Regions from separate parts of the Mus musculus genome. Here region 1 is linked to region 2. A link is a contact called in ENCODE Hi-C data. All regions are on one chromosome and are shown on one strand. Each heading gives the region's core, a stretch centred on a gene start or an enhancer-like site at or near the end of the contact. The rest is flanking DNA. Distances are from core to core; before and after follow the strand shown.

What was found. A loop is a pair of places that touch in the nucleus more often than their neighbours do.
Region 1: a map of T-helper 1 cell shows a loop between it and region 2 (6-fold over the local background). The contact joins the promoter of Gpr180 here to the promoter of Mir17hg in region 2. A Hi-C loop is called at or near these places in 2 of 37 maps with a recorded cell type or tissue (T-helper 1 cell and mature B cell).

Annotation. Positions count from the first base shown.
Region 1 is chr14:118,134,486-118,140,988 of GRCm38, reverse strand. Gpr180 (G protein-coupled receptor 180) reads right to left here and starts at 3,862. Exons shown (of 9, transcript NM_021434.5): 1 at 3,649-3,862; 2 at 1,094-1,252. The coding sequence starts at 3,796.
Region 2 is chr14:115,041,401-115,048,062 of GRCm38, reverse strand. It overlaps Mir17hg (Mir17 host gene (non-protein coding)), which reads right to left and starts at 3,673. Exons shown (of 1, transcript NR_029382.1): 1 at 1,335-3,673. It overlaps Mir17 (microRNA 17), which reads right to left and starts at 4,392; the gene lies at 4,309-4,392. It overlaps Mir18 (microRNA 18), which reads right to left and starts at 4,212; the gene lies at 4,117-4,212. Mir19a (microRNA 19a) reads right to left here and starts at 4,063; the gene lies at 3,982-4,063. It also overlaps Mir20a, Mir19b-1 and Mir92-1.

The DNA of each region.
Region 1 (6,503 bases), core at 2,613-5,112, 3.1 Mb before region 2:
GACAGCCGCTAAGGCTGGACACTGGAAACGGGAACGCTCCACTGACTAGGCTAGAAGGACATGATGGATCCACAATCCTGCCCGTGGGTGATGTTTATGAACACAGGAGAAAAGGGAAGAGGGTGATTGCTGGCTTTTCCTCATGGATGACACAGTGGTTTGAATGAGAAGGTTCCTCATGGACCCATGTGCTTCAATACTTGGTCCCCAGTTGATGGCATTGTTTGGAAGGATTATGAGATCTTAGAGGTTTTAAGACTTGTGTCATCCCAGCATGCTCTCTGCCTCCAGCCTGTGGGTCAGGATGTGAGCACCTGGCTAAACTCCAGTTGCCTGGTGCTGTTTTCATTCAGCTGCCAGAGACTCTAGCCCTCTGGAACCCTAGCCCCAACTTTTATAAGATGCCTTGGTCATAGTGTCCACCACAGCAGCAGAAAGAAACGAATACTGATGCTCTAACCTTGTCTCCTACAAGCAGTTAGTTACAGGTGGGACAGGCAGAATGGCAGGTGTACATCATTCCTACTATGTAAAAGTCTGTCTCTCTCTCTCTCTCTCTCTCTCTTTCCCTCGCTCAGTGGCTAGCATCCTAATCGTGAGACCCTGTTGAGAACCCCTAAGATTTATAAGTAACGTGGTACAACTAAGCCTCCACAATGTACAAACAGCATCACTTGGGCTAAGCTGTATGAAATAACACAGCATCTTTAGTGTTTAGCACAGGGCTGGCAAATAGTATGTAGTCAAACCAATGTTATTCACTGTAGACTACAACCAGCTGAAAATGATGTCATATTAGCATGAAATACATAAAACATAGTATAAATGATGACTCCTCTATAAATTATTTGGATGTCTCCAAACTTTTTGAGTGATAAAAGGAGAAAAAGCATTCTATCCCTCAAACAAAGAAAAGGCTAGCTTTTGAAAAACGTGGCTGTAAACAGAGTAACCAAAATATCATGGCAGTTACATGTATGCAGTCACAAAACATCTCAGCATGCACATACATGTACCATGCTGGACTATACTTCAACATCAGAGGGAAACCCCCACAGCTGACGAGTGACCAATGGGAAGACGGTGCGCTCACCTGTCAGCTGAGCTCGGGCTAGCCGCTCACTGCAGCTGTAGCCGGGGCTGCTCTCCAGCAGCTTCAGCCATTCCTGGGCTTGGAACAGGTAGAGTTTAGCTTCTTTTCCAACAGCCACTGCTACGTTGTTGATTCTGACACACAGAAGAGCATGGTCACCTTGACATTAAAACAGAAATTATCAACTCGTTTGTTCCTATAAAGCACGGAGACAACACTCCACACTGCGCACCGCAGTACGGGGCTTTTGTAGAAGAACTGTTCTTAAATCTCATTATGTAAATTAATCTCAACACAACGAACACCTCATTCAGGCCTAAGAGTTCACCCAACACGGAATGAATCTGTGCGACTGCAGTGGTACGTGGTAGCATTTCACTGAAAAGCTCCGTCTGGGACACACTGACATTGATCATCACAGAACTTCAGCTTCTCTCTATAATCCATCCGTTCTCTCCATCCATGCGTTCTCTCCATCCATGTGTTTATGCATGTTCATAATCTACACAGACTTTTGCTGAAGTATCTGTTTTTTTTTTAACAGTACCTAATTATGTTTTCATGTGAAAATAAACACAGGTAACATGCGCCTGGGATACCTATTTTATACTCATAACATATTTTTATACTATGACTTTTCACAAAGCAACTGTTAGAACAGTATGTGGGGTGAATGGCAGAGAGTGAGCCGGGCTGCCCCCAGAACCAGTTAGGACACCTTACAGGCTGAAGAGGTGACTCAGGAAGAGCATTTGCTGCTCTTGAAAAGGACTAAGGGTTTGCTTCCCAGCACCAACATGGTAGCTCACACCGTCTGAAAATCCCAGCTCTAGGGGATCGGCCTCGCTCTCGCTCCCAAAGACACCTGCATAGAAGGGACACACGTAATGTTATTTGTACATGAACAAAAGTATTAATTTAAAAAATTTTAGCATAGAAATAGCAGAAAACAGGGGCCTGCGGGGGAAGAAACGCTGGATGAAGAGAGGGGAACACGAGATTCATTTTACAACCCTCTATTCTTCTGGTGAAGGTCTTTTGTTACCAGAATGACTGCTTTGGTTAAACCTTTTACATAAGTTAAAATGTACACTGTAACTAAAGAAAAAGTCTCTTACGTAAGTTGGTATACTGTATCAAGTGGTATGAAGTGACTCTAAAGTACTATTAACACTTTAAATTGTAATAAGTGACAGGTTTCAGCATAGCTTTACTGTATTTAGCTGGAATCGACCAAAACCTGGCAACAACGAGGTGTAAGTGAACTGTATCTGCATAATATATGAGAGAAGCTACCTGGCCTACCCCCTCCCCAATCTGCCATGAGACGCAGGCAACTTAACATGAACCATCTTTATAATTCAGCTGATACTTGAAAACATTTCCTGAACAGCATCCAGCGTGTCTGTTTGATAACCTAGATTTACCCCATTTCCCCTCCACAAGGTAATTACAATCAGAGTTATCGGTGGGGCACGGACAGTACAAATCACAGCTCCCACAGATCCTTGACTTACCAGCACTAACCAGATCACAGTGATTGTGCTGTCAGGTCTCAAAGGACCTGCTACAACGAGGTGGTGAAGAGACCAAAAATAGGACAAAAAAATACAACAAAGCTGTTTGCTTGAGGGGGGGGGGATCTCTTCTTCATTCGCCCGGGTTTATTCACATTTTAAAAAGCTGACATGTTTTTCTCAGAATTGTAAAACCTTCAATGTTTGTGTTTTTAAAGCCTCCTTTTACAGCACCAATTCTACAAGTTCCCAGGACTTGGCTTTCCTTCCCATGCCAAGCAGCTTCTGATTTCTATGTTCTTCTCCTAAGACCCTCTCTTCAGTAGATACAGCTGCATCTCTAAAGCAACTCCGTCATAGAAGCTGAAGATCTCAGCTTCAGTAAGCAAACGACTCCCTTGAAATGCAGTAATGTTCAAAGGACCAAGAAAACACTCTAAGGGAACAAATAAACGGGGCAAAATTAGTAGAACGAATTGCAATTTCATCAACTGAAGACCACTGATTTTCCTGGAGGATACCAGGAAGTACTTATGAAATGCAGCTCTTACACACATGCCAGAGTGTGCCAATCACGAAACTTTCTAAACACGTAGACACCGTCTTCACCAAATGAACTCTAGGCACACGGTAATAACTAAACTGTTGAGGCAATGACAGATTCCAAATCCGCTCCAAGCAGGTTTCATGCAACCGGTCTTACAAACAACAGGGAAGCTAACTTCCTGGGCTGACATCCACTCATAACCACAGGGCTCGAATGCATACAATCAGGCCAAGTGCGGAGTTGGGGGACAGCCCTGGGGAGATGCAGTGGAGCGGTCCGGTTTGCACCGGGAGTGTCGGGGAAATGGAAATGGCTTTCAGGTGCAATTAGGCTGCAGCCCGGTGGTGAAGGTTCAGGGTCGCGGCGCTGCGGGGATCCAGGTGAGGCCCGGACGACGTGGCGGGAGGGAGGCGCCGCGGCCGCCGCCTACCGACCCCGGGCTCGAGGGAGGCCGCGAGCCTCCACCCCTCGCTCGACCTGCCCGGACCTACCGTGGAACTCGAAATGGCCGATGCTCTGGCCCTGGGCGTCGCGGGCCGCGGCGCTGCTGAAGCTGCCACGCAGGGTCTTGCCCTGGCCGCCCTGCGGCCACCAGCAGCTGCACGTGAGGGCTACCGCCAGCAGCCGCAGGCCGCCCATGCCCGCCGCCCGCTCCGTTTGCTCGCCCGGCAACCGCCTGCGGCCTGCAGCCCACGTCGGCAGCAGAGGGCGGGGCGGGACTTAGGGGGCGGGGCCGGAGACTGACGGCCAATAAGGCGCGGGATCGCCTTCCATGAGCCGGGGACAGTAACCAATCATCGGCCGTGGTGGGCGGGACGTGCAGCAGTGCGGGTCCCGGCGCTCCCCAGCCATGCTGCTAATTCCCGCCTGTTTTAAATGGAGCCCTCCAGGGATGCTGTTTACGGATACTGGAAACAATCACCGTGGTAGCCTTTGCGCGTTACGCCACTGCGCACGCGCTCGTGCGCGCGCCTGTCATTGACGTCCGAGGCTTTCCTGGAAAGAACTGAGAAATACGTGGCCGAAATGTATAGCTGGCAGGAAAACGGCCTCAAAGTTGGGACACATGTTCTTTGCTTTTTCTCTCTCGCGCTTGCTTATTCGCGCGTTAATGTTGCGAGGATACATCACACGTCTAAACTGAAAAGCCTGGCTTCTCTTGGCACCAAACCGATTGTTCCTTCCTTGAATAGGGTTCCTGGACTGGTTGAATTAACTGATTATCCAGTTGGCTAGACAGCTGAGAATGACAGTGACCACCTTCATTCACGGGTAGTCCAAGATCTATTGGCCTTTCTGCTGGTGTGAAGCGGCAGCCAGGACACTATCTGCCATCACTTTGACCTATGGCAACCGGACTCCCTCCAGTGTTGATTCTACCTAGCTACAGTCTACCTCTGACTTCTGAGTTACAGAATACTATAGAAAACATCATTTCCCAGCGCCACATTCCTTTATCCCTTTTGTACACAACCTACGCTTTTTGGAATATGGGTTCAAATATTTCAAATGATCGTCTCCCAACTAATGCCCATTGTTGGTATTCTGTCTAAACTCCATCCCCACAGTTCCTGGCAGCAGCCAGGTAGGCTTGACCCAGTATAAAAGGGGCTGCTTGGCCCTTACACGTACACTCTTGCCTTTCTCTTGCCTCCTGTCCCTTGTGCCCCCCTCTCCCCATCCCCATCCCTCTTCTTTCCATGGCCCGCCTCCACTTATCTACTCTCTCCTTCTCTCTGCCTCTACTACTCTCTTAACTCCCCTCACCACGCCCTAAATAAACTCTATTTTATACTTTACCAGTGTGTGTCTGGTCCCTCCAGGGAAGGGGATGCCCGCTGAGGCTTCCCCCTTCCCCCGCACTCCACCAGAACATATAGTTAGAGCTCTTTCTCTTTTTATGATCACAACACCCATCCTTAACCCTATCAATTCCATACCCACCCTAAACCCCTGTGTCGATGACATTTGCAAATCCTTCGCTGGAGTATTTTCTACGGTTCCTCTCCTTTGCTTCACTTTGCTCTTTTTTTTTTTTTTTTTTTTTTTTCTAGATTCTCCTTTTTCAACACACTCGAAGAAGCCCTTCTGACACGTTCAGACTGTATCAGACTTCAGTGCAACCAGAACACCTTACTCCTTACCAGGTCAGTTACCACAAAATTCTGTAAATGACCTCCAGCTCATCTGAATTTCTCACTCTACTGTAAGATGAAGATGGTCAGAGGTGGTGAGTGCAGCAACTCAAAATTGTGTCACGAATAAGTTCGTACAAATTATCTTCATCCAACAAGATGTTTTTTTATAACACAAAAGCATGTCCTCACCACATACTTCATCTTAAATAAAGAAGCCCCATCAACAGCAGTTTCGGCGCTTCTGGATTCCCAGAATAAGGGTATTCGTATTTTTGAGACTTTTAATTTTTATCCTAATTATTTTTAAATATAAGAGTAATTCATGCATGTAGAGAAATTTTAATCCAGCAACATGGCTGCTTTAGCAAGGGTTCACATCTAAAGACATTCTAGATCTATGTGATCTGGCTGGAATGCAGATATGCTCTGATTAAAGTATCATTTGCCTGAAATACAGACACCTTAGTGCACACCTTTAATCCCTAACAATGTAGGTAAAGTTAGTTCCTAGGAGGAAACAGCCATGTTTGAAAGTGATGCCTAATTGATGGGCAGACAAAGTGATGAATCAGAGAAAGATTTGACAGATGAGTCAGAGAAAGGATATGTCCAATGAACTCAAGACAGCACAGGAAAGGGAGGCAATGAGAGAGAGAGACAGAGACAGAGCACTTTTATACCAGGACAGTTTTTACAAAGACAGGTTTCAGAGAGAACAAGTTAGACACGGGTGAAGAGAGAATGAGAAGGAACCCGGAGATTAGAACAGATTGTCAAAGGTAGTATGAGGCCAAGCAATGCAATTCAGTTAGAAGCCAAGAGAAACTGGATTAAACCAGTCAGCTTGAAAGATTAGATGGTATGAAAGCCTAGGCCAAGGGATGGTTAGAACAGAGAAAGTAATGTGCTGGTCTCAGGCAAGCCATGTATTCGTGCGACTTGGGTATGGCTCTCATCCCATTCCTTCACCTGAGGAAATAAAACTGAGCAAGCAGCTTAGAAGAACTCATAGCCAAAAGTGTATAGAGCAACATTTTAAGTTGTGACTTCCCAATTTCCTTGCCTATGCCCAATACTGAAATGTAGCCTTTGTTAATATTTTCCAGTGGATATTTTCAGATAAGCCTCTGCAAATATATGTAGAGTTAAACTAAATTTGCCTGGAGACTGTCCCCAGTATTTTGAATTGCTACATCAGAACTGCAACC
Region 2 (6,662 bases), core at 2,424-4,923:
TTATAAGACTACCTGAAAATGTGAAAGGCAGGGAGCCAAGAGGCAGACAGTATATGCACACTGCTGTGGTCAAAATAAGATACAAAGTATCAAAGAATTAGCACAATTTTAAAGTACTAGCCTGCACCTTAGAACCCCAGCTCCCACACAAGAATCCAAGGCAGACTTCAAGTATGGGGTCAAGAGTGGTAGAACAGGAATCAATTAAGTGTGCAACTGAGCAAAAAACCCAATAGTTGTGGTTTTTAAAAAAGGTTGTGCTGCATACACAACGAATTCTATCTTGCAGCTAGCTTCAAGTATAAGCCTAAGAGAAAGTGAATGCATATGGACTCTGCAAAGTATAACCTATTAAAAGACCGGGCCTTGGGGTTCCTAAGCATTGAAGGCATGACTTTGGACAACTCAGGCCAATAGTTCTACTTAACACCTATGCATAGATAAAAACCAAGAGTCCTGAAAACACTGCCAATCATCCTTTTCACAAATACAAATGGTGCTACTATATTAGAACGCAGGAGCCTAGAATCACGCACAGTACTTTCATGGTACCCACCTTGGCATCATGGTCAAGAACAGAAGTAGAGCAGACTGCTATCAAAAGTCTTAGAGAACTCAAATTGCAAGGCCTAGCTCCTTCCTGCTATAGCCTAACTCCATCCATAGAATTAAATTCTAATGACCAGTCTCAATTTGGAAGAAACATTGGTACAGGGTCTCACACAGCTCTACAACTTGTATTAAAGACTCATGCTCACTACTTACTAAGAACAAATTCTGCACTCATGTTGCACCTACATACTTTCCCAATGCTACATGAGCACTTTCAGCACTCCATGAGCCTTCAATTCTTAAGTCACTGGCATTTAGTAGCCCTTCTTTACTGTCATGACTTAAGATCTTTGCTATATAGTAATCCTTGAGCGTCATACACTGCTTCATCAGTTGTCATAACCATTTTAGACCTCTCATTCCCCCGAGCAGTCTCCAAGTCTTAACTGCAGCATACATACAGTGTTCTAGTCCTGAGTGGGCAGATAGGCTTTGTGTCGTCCATCATCTTAGCATTTGATCCTGGAGACTTTCCTACAAAATCCTAAGAACCCAAGTCAAACACACAAGCACAATTTGTTGCTTTCTGACCAACTTGTAAAAGGTACCCTGCTAATTTTCCTTATTCTGAGGTTTGAAATCAGGACACACAATGATTTCCTCTTCCCTGTAAATTAAGGCAAAAGACAAACTCCATGGTTAAAGCTAAGACTGGTCTCCCCATGCCCTCAACAAGAAAAAGATATTTGGGCCACTTACAGGAAAAAACAAGATACAAGATCATCAGTGCTACAAAATAACTTTATTTAAAAATGCTCATATGTACACCAAATTTTAACACAATTTATTAGCACAAAACAATGAACATTATTCCAAGTCTGTAACCACAATAAACCAGGTACCTCACAATGTTCTATTTTAGCTTACCAGAAAAAAAAAAACAAAACATTGAAACCCTTGTTAACAATCTTCCCATACTTTAAAATTCACAGCACGCACTTCCTGAATAGATCCTAGACAACTAGCAATGTATTATATATCATTTACACAAATAGAAAGGCACACCAATTCTGAGTGCACAGAGCAAAGCAATCTTAGACAAGAATCTGGAATAGGCTATACAAAATAATCTGGAAAACTCCAAGGAGCAGGCATGCTACTAGAACGGCCCTTGCCCAACTGAGCTGTTTCTACTGTTTTAGAGATTCACCTATTCTCTAAAGCCAGACAAACTAGTGTTACCAGTTACAGAACAGAATTGGATGATAAATACAACAAATTTTAGTGAACTGTTCTTTCTCCGGGCAGTTGCAGGTTGCATTGTGTCAGCAATTATGTAGGACTGACTCTTCAAACCATGCACAGGGAAAATCCAGCTGGTTTTCTGTGCTAGGTTTGCCTGTTAAAATGGACATCTTAGAGTTTTTAGTAAAATCAACAGTATATAGTCTCAATAATGCTTCCTTCTTAATATAGGATAAATTTAACTACTTTCATATAACATAAGACATTAGTAACCCACCCCCATTCCTGAAAGCTTATAGCAACTATATGCCCTAGTTACTACAAAATCAAAGTCTAAGAGAGACCACAGCTGTTTTGCCAACAGAGTTTTAGAGCAGACAGTCAGCAAAGCCCCCTGTGCGGAACTGAACAAGTGCGTTGCTGCGTGAAGCCCTTAGTGCAGAAAGCAGCTTAATTAAGGGAGGAGAGAGGAAAATCCTAGGAAAACTCCTCTTCACTACTAGGCCTCTAAGACACACATTCCTTACTAAAATTAAATCTCAATTTAAGTTCAAAACATTCTGAACACAATTACTACCACAAGCTCAGCATCCAAAGGTCCTAATTAAGACCTTATTAATTTTAAACTTCTAATTTAGTATATTGAAGAAAGTACCTGGCAGGCTTCCTATGTTGGAAGATAAACGTAGCATTCAATCCGTAACACTGGTGACAGACCCCTCCCTTTATAGGAGGCACATGGATCATGTGGATCGTGCTGACATTAGAGCTTTATCACGTTTTAAAGGAAGTTTTCATTAGTCATCTGAAACAAGTTTTAATCCAAAAATGTTAAGAATGGAGTCAGAAGTGACTATGTTTCTGTTTTAGTAATAATTGTACAATTCTGGTCACTCACAATCAAACCCAGGCCTGTGGAATCCTTACCTGGCAGCTCAGGGATCCATCAGTCAGCTTCTTGCATTTCTTTTAAAAAAAGCAACATATTATGGAAAACTTTAGCTCTGTAGATAGTGTCAGCTTAAACCTGATTTTAGCAGCTCTTCCTTATTAATTTTACTTTTCTTTAGGTTTCACTCCAATGATTTTTATTCATAGCCTGAAACCAACTGTGCTGCCCAAATGTAGAACTATATATTATATATACTGTTATCCTAAATACTAACTGCAGCTTCTCCAGACCCAGCACTCGAGTGTCATGTGTACCTGTCACTCTACTGACCATCAGTTTGCCATCTTTCCCTTGAGGGGGTCACATGGTAAGAACAGTCCAAGGATAGTTCTTTCTTACAGGGTGTGCACATTAACAGAGTGGCCACCACCTGTTAACTGTTAAGAACTCACGGATTAGGAATAATCTTATCAGAAAACACTCCATCTGAATTGTCACACTTTAATAAACAGAGATCCAAAGAAAGTAACATTTTTCTTAACTCATGTTAATGGGTTTTAGAGTAAAATAAACCTGAAGTCATACCAGGTTCAAAAGGCAGTTTAACTTCACCTAAGCCCCCACACACAACTTCTTACTAAATCCAGCGAGCAAACACGAAAATGAAATGATTCAGTAAAAACAAACCACAATTTAAAAACACAAATTTCAATTAAAAAAATCCCGTTTTACACACCAACGAAAGCAATAGAAATCACAGTTTACAGAATGTGTTCATACACTCCATCAGCTCGTGAACATTTTTACAGTGGAAATCGGCATCTTCAGCAATATTGTCATTTTCACATCTTCTGGTCACAATCCCCACCAAACTCAACAGGCCGGGACAAGTGCAATACCATACAGAGAAACACAGCATTGCGACAAATCCCAACCTGTGTAGAAAGGGGTTTGATTTTCCCTTACTTCTCTACAGACTTTTCACCACCACAGTCAGTTTTGCATGGATTTGCACAGCAGAATATTATACAGCTGGATGCAAACCTGCAAAACTAACCATAGACCAGTGCTCAATAACAGGACAGTTGGCTGGGCGATGGCCAGGCGAGGCTGGAGTTCTACAGCTGGCAGTACTTTAAGTGCTCGTAATGCAGTAGATGGCTACACACTACCTGCACTATAAGCACTTTAGTGCTACAGAAGCTGTCACATCACACACACCACGCAGGCTCTACATCGACACAATAAAAATACAAAATTAGTTTAAAAAAAAACAACACTTGAAGTAAATAGCAGGCCACCATCAGTTTTGCATAGATTTGCACAACTACATTCTTCTTGTAGTGCAACTATGCAAAACTAACAGAGGGCTGCAAACACAACTATGGAGAGACCCCTACATGCTTGCTTGACTTGGATTGGATGAGGACATAACTTCTTATGCCAGAAGGAGCACTTAGGGCAGTAGATGCTAGTCTACTTCACTATCTGCACTAGATGCACCTTAGAACAAAAAGCACGCAGCACCAGCAGGCCCTCCCCGCGACCGACTGACCGACGACTGGACGCAGCCAGTGCCGCCCGAGGCAGCGCCCACTGTGGCTCCCACCGAGGCAGCTGTCAGCATAATGCTACAAGTGCCCTCACTGCAGTAGATGCACACATCACTACCTGCACTGTAAGCACTTTGACATTATTCTGACTGGTCACAGCTTCAGTCCCAAGGTGAGGTTCACTTTATTCCTGCTAAATTTGAAATAAATAATTAGACAAAAAGGAAAAAGCCAAAGCTCTAAATTCTGTCACAAACATCAATTACAGCTTATACCCAAGGGGGGGAGGGGAGGAGCCAATAGCCAGAAGTTCCAAATTGGACACATGTAAGCCTTAAAAAAAAAAAAAAAACTCCTTAAAGAAATATAAGATACAATCCCATTAAAATGTTGGCTTTTACAGTAGGCTTCCCCAAAAAACACACAATAAGGGTCCTACAAAATGAGACCTGTTATCAGGAAGGCAGTCTGACTTGGTACTACCTTTAGAGGAAAGCCTCACATTGACCAGGCAGCAATCCCTTTCTTCTGTCCTCCACATTGTCAGATACTCGACAAGATTAATGATTATTGTTTAGTCATTTTCAAGTTTATTAGTCATAAAACATAAAAAAGTCTTAGTATCACCCCAAATTAGAAATACTCTATGACTCCAACTTGAAGGGTCTACAACTATTTGGTTAGTGTCCAAAAGCCACTGTAGATTTACTACGTTAAAATGTGGCTCACTCATTTATGACAAGAGTTCAAACTGTATTTATTTCATACCTTAAAAGACCAAGAATGTTGTACAAGCTCAAAGACAAAAGTGAAAACCAAAGGTCTCAAAAGAAGTTTTAGCTACAAAACTAGAATATACTCACCCACTCAGGCAAACTTCCTTCTCAGCAAGTATCCTTGGGCAATGCTTCGGGTGCTGCTAGGTCCACGTGTATGACTAGGGTTGGGGGTGGGGTGAAGACAGAGAAAGGGTAAGCACATTTGCTCAAAATTACTACCACTTTCCGAGCCCCATTCCAAGTTGCTCTTCTCTTAATCTTCCTAAGGGGCAATTCTATCCATTTGCCAAAAAAAAAAAAAAAAAAAAAAAAAAAGAGAGAGCCAGGACCACAAGGTCCTGAGGGCAACAATGTATTGGGTGGAAAACGCTGTAACAAAATAAAGTTGAAAACCCACCAAGATTCACATCCGTGCACGAATTAATGTGCCCCTGAAATACTGCAAGATGAGTAGCAGCAAGCCTGAACTCTACTGTCCAGCTCAAGCTAGAGAAAAAGGGCAACCAGGACTAGTCTTCACCACCCCTCCCCCAATCAGGACCTCGTGGCTGCACGCCGGGATAAAGAGTTGTTTCCCCAACTGCTGTGATCCTCGTGGCACGTTGCTCATTTTCTTCCCTCTGGTCACCTAAGAACCACGAGCCCTGCTGCGCTCTCCAGTTTTCTCCCCTCCGCGCCAGCTTATCAAGAGAAAACCGGACGGGAACACGGGATCCTGCCAAGTACCCGCCACGCTCATGGAGCCCGGGCCGGCAGCACATGTCGCACAAGGGGGCAGGCGGCCCTTGTGGGTTCCCCGCGCGGCCGCCAGGGGGCGGCAGGTCAGAGCCGGGCCGCGCTGCGCCGGACGCGGAGACTCCCCCCCCCCCCCAACCCCCGCCCGTTTCTGGGCGGCTGCGCGGCGAGCGGCGGCGCGGAGGCCCGAGCGTGGCGAGGCTCCGGACACGCCGGCCGTCCTTTGTGTCCCGCGCGCCCCCCGGCCAGGCTCCGGGGGAGGGAGGGGGGCGGACAGGGCGCTCGCCGCACGCGGCCCGAGGCCTAAGCCGGGAACAATCGGCGGCGGCGCGCAGTCGCCGCCATGTCCCCCCCCCCCCCGCCCTCGGCGCGCGCAGCCCGCCCCGCAGGAACATGGCGGCGGGGCCGCCGCTCCTGCCGAACCCGCCCGGCCCTCCCGCGCCGCGCTCGCAGCCAGCGCCCGTCCGGGGCTCCGCGCCGCCCCGAGGGCGGGCCGGGGCGTCCCGGGCCGCCCGGGCGGACCGCAGGGGTCGCCTCGCCCGCGAGGGGAGCTGCCCACGCGGCCGCACACAAAGCCCACGCGGAGCGCGGGGTGGCGCCCCGGCCCCGTCGCCCCGCAGCTCCCGCGTCCCGGAGCCCGGCCCGGCGCGCACAAAGTTTCGGGGACGCCGAGTGCCGCCCGCCCACGCCGCCCGCGCGCAGGTTCCTCGTGGGCGCGCCCCCTCCCGGCCCGCGGCCTGCCCCATGTGCCGCCGCCGCTTTGTTCTGGAGGCGCTTTAACTCTCGCCCCCGGGAGAAACTTTCCCCGCACGGCGGCCGCGCGCCCCGCCCGGCTCCCGCCGCTCCCGGGACGGCCGCCGGCCTCGTGCGAAGCCTCCCGAGGGCCATTGTGTGCGCCGGGCGGGC